Linked DNA regions of Homo sapiens: region 2 is linked to region 1. Evidence: read pairs that join two places in POLR2A ChIA-PET (ENCODE). Cell type or tissue: Caco-2. All regions are shown on one strand. Each heading gives the region's core, and the rest is flanking DNA. Links, peaks and the distances in the headings are about the cores only.

Evidence for each region. Peaks named below come from ENCODE experiments on the same cell type or tissue, not always from the same donor. Only the 100,000 strongest peaks of a DNase experiment are listed, where the experiment ranks them.
Region 2: POLR2A ChIA-PET joins it to region 1 with 7 read pairs; 5 of 35 experiments call an interaction of 5 or more read pairs at or near these places.

The regions. Positions count from the first base shown.
Region 1 is chrX:123,848,341-123,851,967 of GRCh38, forward strand. No RefSeq gene overlaps it. Among named protein-coding and RNA genes, the nearest start is that of XIAP, 9.9 kb to the right of the region's middle. In Caco-2, for the core only: no CTCF peak of the experiment used is centred there; a DNase peak (open chromatin) is centred at 1,811.
Region 2 is chrX:123,745,384-123,749,010 of GRCh38, forward strand. No RefSeq gene overlaps it. Among named protein-coding and RNA genes, the nearest start is that of THOC2, 14 kb to the left of the region's middle. In Caco-2, for the core only: no CTCF peak of the experiment used is centred there; no DNase peak of the experiment used is centred there.

The DNA of each region.
Region 1 (3,627 bases), core at 732-3,231:
GTAATCCCAGCACTTTGGGAGGCTGAGGCGGACGGATCACAAGGTCAGGAGATCGAGACCATCCTGGCTAGCACGGTAAAACCCCGTCTCTACTAAAAATAGAAAAAATTAGCCAGGCGTGGTGGCAGGCGCCTATAGTCCCAGCTACTTGGGAGGCTGAGGCAGGAGAATGGCATGAACCCGGGAGGTGGAGCTTGCAGTGAGCCAAGATCGAGCCACTGCACTCCAGCCTGGGCGACAGAGCGAGACTCCGTCTCAAAAGAAAAAAAGAAAAAAAAGTTGATCTCATTGAGGTGGAGAGGAGAATGATAGTTACCAGAGCCTGAGAAGGGTGGGAGCAGGGGAGGGATGAAGAGAGAGGTTGGGTAATGGGTGCAAACCTACAGTTAGATAGAAGGAATAAGTTGGGCCGGGTGCGGCGGCTCACGTTTGTATTCCCAACACTTTGGGAGGCAGAGGCAGATGGATCACCTGAGTTGAGGAGTTTGAGACGAGCCTGACCAACATGGCAAAACCACGTCTCTACTAAAAATATAAAAAACTAGCCAGATGCGGTGGCGTGCACCTGTAGTCCCAGCTACCCTGGAGGCTGAGGCAGGAGAATCGCTTGAACTCGGGAGGCGGAGGTTGCAATGAGCCGAGATGGTGCCACTGCACTGCAGCCTGGGCGACAGAGTGAGACTCCGTCTCAAAAAACAAAAATCAAAGAACAAAAAAAAAGAAGGAATAAGTTAGTAAAAGGAAAATAAATCTCGGGAACCCAAAATCACTAAGCCAAAGAGAAAAGTGAAACTGAGAACTGCACAGGGCAAACCTGCCTTCCATTCTCCCTAAATAAGCATTCTGTTCATGTGAGACAAATGCATATCTGATTGCTTCCCTTGCCCTACTGCTTCACTAAGCCAGACTAAGGGGTAAGTGAGTATTCCTGTGAATTGCGTAGTCAGTGCAAGGCTAATCAGAAACTCAAAAGAATGCAACGGGCTGGGCGTGGTGGTTTACGTCTGTAATCCCAGAATTTTGGGAGGCCGAGGCGGGCAGATCACGTGAGGTCAGGAGATCGAGACCATGCTGGCCAACACTGTGAAACCTCGTCTCTACTAAAATACACAAAATTAGCTGGGCGTGGTGGCGTGCGCCTGTAATCCCAACTACATGGGAGACTGAGGCAGGAGAATCGCTTGAACCTGGGTGGTGGAGGTTGCAGTGAGCTGAGATTGCGCCACTGCACTCTAGCCTGGTGACAGAGTGAGACTCTATCTCAAAAAAAAAAAAAAAAAAAAAGAATGCAACCATTTGTCTTTTATCTCCTTATGACCTGGAAGCTCCCTCCCCCACTTCAAGTTGTCCTGCCTTTCCGGATTTAACCAATGCACATCTTACATATATTGACTGATGTCTCTTGTCTGCCCAAAATGTATAAAACCAGTCTGTGCACCGACCACTTTGGGCACATGTTGTCAGAACCTCCTGAGGCTGTGTCGCGGGTGCATCCTTAACCTTGGCTAAATAAACTTTCTAAATTGAGACTTGTCACGCATACTCTTTGGTTTACAAGTTCTAGTGTTTTGTTAGATATGAATTCTATATTTCTTTTCAAAGAATCAATATGTCAGTATGTTCAATTCTTTGCCTTCTTCTTTTAAACTTAACTTCCTCATAAAGCAACCCTTTTAGATTACCTGCTCCACCCTGACTCCTTTCAATCACCTGCCCCACCCTGACTCATTCCGATTACCTGCTACCTGCTCCGCCCTGACTCATTCTCCACCCTGCATAACCATTTTTTCCCTCCAAACCACTCACCCCGTCACGCTCTTTAAATTAGCCAATCGGAATTAGTTTAGCCTGTGCTGTCTAACCCTAGCCAATAGGGGAACGACACAGCAGCAGGGGCCACGTACGTCAGAGATAAGAACCCCTTTCCCTCCCTTGTCCAGGTGTGCGCTCACCATTGCTCCATCTGTAAGGGTGCACCCTTCTATAGAAGTATCTTGCCTTGCTGAGAATTAAAAAGAAAATTTTATATTCAAGTGCTATTTCTTTTGTGGCATTGAAACTTTATTTATAACAGTTTGAAGCACACACAGTAGGGTAACTATAGTTAACAATAATTTATTGTATATTTCAAAATAGTTAGAAGGGAAGATTTGAAATGTTCCTAACACAAATGATAAATATTTGAGGTGATGGATGCCCTAAATACCCTTATTTGATCATTACACATTGTATACATGTATGAAAATATCACACGCACCCCATAAATAAGTACAACTATTATGTATTTTTTTTTTCAGATGGTCTCTGTCACCCAGGCTGGAGTGCAGTGGCATGATCACTGCTCACTGCAGCCTTGACCTCCAGGGCTCAAGCGATTCTTCGGCCTCAGCCTCCCAAGTAGCCGGGATTACAAGCACACACAACCGCGCCCGACTAATTTTTGTTATTTTTTTGTGGAGATGGGGTTTCACCACGTTGCCTAGGCTGGTCTCAAACTCCTGGACTCCAGTAATCCGCCCCCGTCAGACACCCAAAGTTCTGGGATTACAGCTGTTTACAAACGTGCATGACAACTATGTATCAATTTTTTAAAAGCAAAAAAAAAATTAGAACAGTTGAACAATTAAAAAAAGAATACACTTTCCATTCTTCCCTGCAGCAGGGAATAGCCAATGAAGTGTAAGTGCAAATACGATAAGGCTTCTGGGAAGGGTCTTTAAAGGGGCCTGGCCTAGATGGGAAGTCTGCTGTTTCACTTGTCCCCACCTTCCCTCTCTTCCTCCCACAAATAGCCCCTCTTCACAACTCTTAAAAGCATTCCTTTACAGTCCATTAACACTGCCACTACCTCTGCTGGAAGCTTCCTCATTTCCTGGGTTACTGCAATAGTGTCTTAAGTCATCTCCCCACCCCTTCCCTGTGATCCATTCTGTATATTACCCTACCAGGCTGATTTTTCTAAAACCCAACTTTGATCAATTCACTACCCTACTTCAAACTCTTTTGATGGTTCTCTTGCCTCCAGAAGTGGTTCTTAAAACTGGCTGCATCAGAATCAGCTGGAGAATTTGAGGAAGTCATACATTTTCCCAAAACGTAACCCAAACTGACTGAATGTGCATCACAGGATTGTCTAGGAATTAGAAGTTTCTTGTATTTTCTTCTTCTACTACTTCTGCTTCTGCTTCTCCTTCTCCTTCTCCTTCTTTTTTTTTTTTTTTTTCAAGACAGTGTCTCTCTCTGTTGCCCAGGCTGGAGGGCACTGGCATGATCTTGGCTCACTGCAGCCTCAACCTCCCAGGCACAGGCGATCCTCCCACCTCAGCCTCTCAACTAGCTGGGACTACAGGCGTGAGCCACCGTCCTTGGCTAATTTTTGTATTTTTTGTAGACATGGAGTTTCACCATGTCACCCTGGCTAGTCTTGAACTCCTGGACTCAAGCAAACCAACTGCCTTGGCCTCCCAAAGTGCCAGGATTACAGGTATAAGCCACCAGGCCAGGCCAAGGCAGACTTTATTCAGGACTATGGTGACAGGTATAGGAACCACTGCAATGAGATTTTGCAGTAGGGGAGAGAGACTGGGTTCAACTCCAAATATGACAAGACAAAATGAGAATTTATAG
Region 2 (3,627 bases), core at 492-2,991, 100 kb before region 1:
GCAGAGGATTGGTTTCTTTCTTTGTGGTGGGCGATGCAGGGAAAAACAATTTGTCTTTTATTTTAGAGGAGGTATCCTGACATGCTCCAGACCACTGGACCCCTAGAAATGTCATCCATTTAGCAGACATCAGAACTTTCGCAGGATTTGTCTCCTAGCCTGTGACCACAAGTCAATTAGGGTGCTTGATTGTTGCTGCTCATAGTGATCATTATCATTATGTCATCAATGTAATGGACCAGCATTATGTCTGTGGGATGAAAAGACAGCAGTTCCTTTTGGAATAGATTATGACAGAAAACAACATAGTTTAAGATAGCCCTGAGGTAAGAGAATGAGGATAAACTGTTCCTGATTATCTTTGCTGATAACATTTGCTAGGGAATTAGGTGCCAGAGGCGACGTTCATTTGCTCCAGTAAATGGGAACCACAGCCATGACTGGCATCATTATCTGACTAACAGTAGCTCACAATCATTTTCCAAAACCTATATGGCATTTTCCATAGGCCAAATGGGCCAGTTAAATGGGTAAGCAGTTGGAATCTTCACATTTCCATTTTTCAAGTCCTTGGTTTTGGTTCCAATCTCTCCCATTGTCTCAGGGATTTGGTATTGCTTTAGTGGTAGGGGTGAGAGGAGGATGTACAGTTAAAAGGGTTGCTATTTGCTACTTCCCTATAATAAGAGCTTTCCCTCTGTGGATATGTGGGTCAGAAAAACAATGTGTGGTGATTCTGCAAAGACGGGTGCAAGTTCCCACTGAATGGACTCAGACCAAGACTTTATTTAGCACCTGACTCAATAAATCCCCTCTCTGGTGATGGACGACAGTGGCAAACTATGTCTATAAGAATTAGCATTGGCCAGGCGTGGTGGCTCACGCCTGTAATCCCAGCACTTTGGGAGGCCGAGGAGGGCAGATCACGAGGTCAGGAGATCGAGACCATCCTGGCTAACTCAGTGAAACCCCGTCTCTACTAAAAATACAAAAAATTAGCCGGGCATGGTGGCGGACGCCTGTAGTCCCAGCTACTCAGGAGGCTGAGGCAGGAGAATGGCGTGAACCCGGGAGGCGGAGCTTGCAGTGAGCCGAGATCGCACCACTGCACTCCAGCCTGGGTGACAGAGCGAGACTCCGTCTCAAAAAAAAAAAAAAAAAAAAAAAAAGAATTAGCATCAATTCAGAAACAGGATCTAATAATTTTCAAATAGTTCTGGGTATTTTCTTTTTCTTGGTCATGGTCCTCTGGTAAATGGGCACAGGTCCCAGTCTGAGGGAGATTTAGAAGATTTGCAATATATATCTGTGATAGCATCACAGCTGAGTCCTTTCTCAGAGAGATCCAGCCTCCCTCTTAATCAATGGGCTCCAGATCTGTGAACTGGCTTAGTAGATCTGGGAACAGAGTAGGAGTTGAGGAGTCTGCAAAGTTTCTGCGTATCAGACCTAGAATTTTTCTGCTTCTGAAAGTCACACCTATTTTATTCCAAGGGAATTCCATAAATAATCAACCACTGCAACAGATGGAGGCAAAAACACTCTATTGCCATCCTATCCCTGCACTTTATTATGTTACTTGCACCCACCTTAGTTCTCAAAGTTAAGTACCATCACAGGCACTGTACCCTTTTGGACCCTATTGTTCCCACTGAAGCATCTCCCACCATTATCCCCGGCCTACAAAGGATATTCTATGGAGCTTTTCAATAATACTAATGCTCATCTCACCAATGTATTTCTTGATGCCTTATTGAAGAGAGTGCCCTCCCAGTAGGGTGACCAAGTTGTCCCAATTTTCCTGGGACTGTACTGCTTTTAAACTGAAAACGTCATAACCTAGGAAACCTGTAAGTCCTAGGTGAATCAAGACAGTGGGTCACCCCACCACCCAGTTCTTCTGAGAATATAGTTGGAAGTAGGCACTGAGCAGGTGGCATATAATAATCCCACTTTAACATTCCCTTCCCCTTGGGCATTTGAGCATCTGGGCTACACTAAGATCTTTTTGTTTTTGTTTATTTTTTTTTCTGTCACCCAGGCTGGAATGCAGTGGCATGATCTTCGCTCACTGCAACCTCCACCTCCTGGGTTTAAGCAACTCTCCTACTTCAGCCTCCCAAGTAGCTGGGATTACAGGCATCCACCACCTTGCCTGGCTAATTTTTGTATTTTTACTAGAGACAGGGTTTCACCATGTTGGCCAAGCTGGTCTCGAACTCCTGACCTCAGGAGATCCACCCACCTCAGCCTCCCAAAGTGCTGGGATTACAGGCGTGAGCCACCATGCCTGGCCATAAAAGGTTTTTACACAGGGGAAGCCTGGTACCCTTAGACAAGGAATATAGGGCTGCTTCTACTGGCAAGGAAGGGGAGTTGGGGGTTAAATTTTTCTCAGCCTCATCTGTTTATGCCCAAATAATTCCATCCAATGTGTTAGGGTCCTATTCCTTCCCCAGGAGTGCCTTTAACTTAGCCTAAGAGTCCTGGCAAGTCTTTACCTTTAATTGATGCCACACATCTGCAACATTTATAATCAGTCCTGGCCGGGTGTGGTGGCTCACGCCTGTAATCCCAGCACTTTGGGAGGCCGAGGCGGGCGGATCACCAGAGGTCAGGAGTTCAAGACCAGCCTGGCTAACATAGTGAAACCCTGTTTCTACTAAAAAAAAAAAAAAATACGAAAAATTAGCCAGGCATGGTGGAACACACCTGTAATCTCAGCTACTCGGGAGGCTGAGGAAAGAGAATCGCTTGTCATGCCATTGCCCTCCAGCTTGGGCACCAAAAGCGAAAGTCCGTCTCAAAAAAGTTAAAAAAAAATTATAATCAGTCCCTGAGCATGATCTTCAGGCTTATCTGTCCTGCAGCTCCAGGAGAATTAAGACTACTTTAATGCTGGCATTGTGGCTCTTTGATTTTCCATTGTGGTATGAGGTGTGCATTCAAGGCTTTCAGTTTGTCCTCTTTTCGATGTAAATTCTTTATGGTCATCAGAAACAGCCTTAGCCAAGTTAGCAATCACCATTGTCACCATAGGGACTAAGTGCTCTAGCCATTTCATTTTGCAAAGATTTGTCCTACAATTGCATCCCATTTGAAGCCACCATGGGTGATAATTTAAGTAATCACCATTCAATTCATGCCACACATTAAAAATGTCCCATTTCCCCTAGCAAAGAGGTCATCAAGCAGATAGCATTCTTTAGGAGGAAGAAGCAGAAATTAGGAGTGCAGCGAGTTTACTGGAAAGTGAAACTCGTGAAGGAAAAGAGGATCAGTAATCAGAGGTCTAGACACACAAAAAAATTAAACTTAAGTTAAACACAGGATTTCAACGTTCTTTTTTTTTGAAACAGGGTATCTCTCTGTTGCTCAGGCTGGAGTGCAGTGGTGTGATCACGGCTCACTGCAGCCTCAACCTCCTGGGCTCAAGCAATCCTCCTTCCTCAACCTCCTGAGTAGCTGGTACTACAGTGCATGTCACAGCACCTGGCTAATTTTTTTTATTCAGTCAGTGGTTCTCAAACTTTAGTGTGCATCAGAATCCCCTAGAAAGCTTATTAAAACAGACTGCTGGGCCCTACTCACAGGGTTTCTAATTCAGTAGGTCTAGGGTGGGGCTTG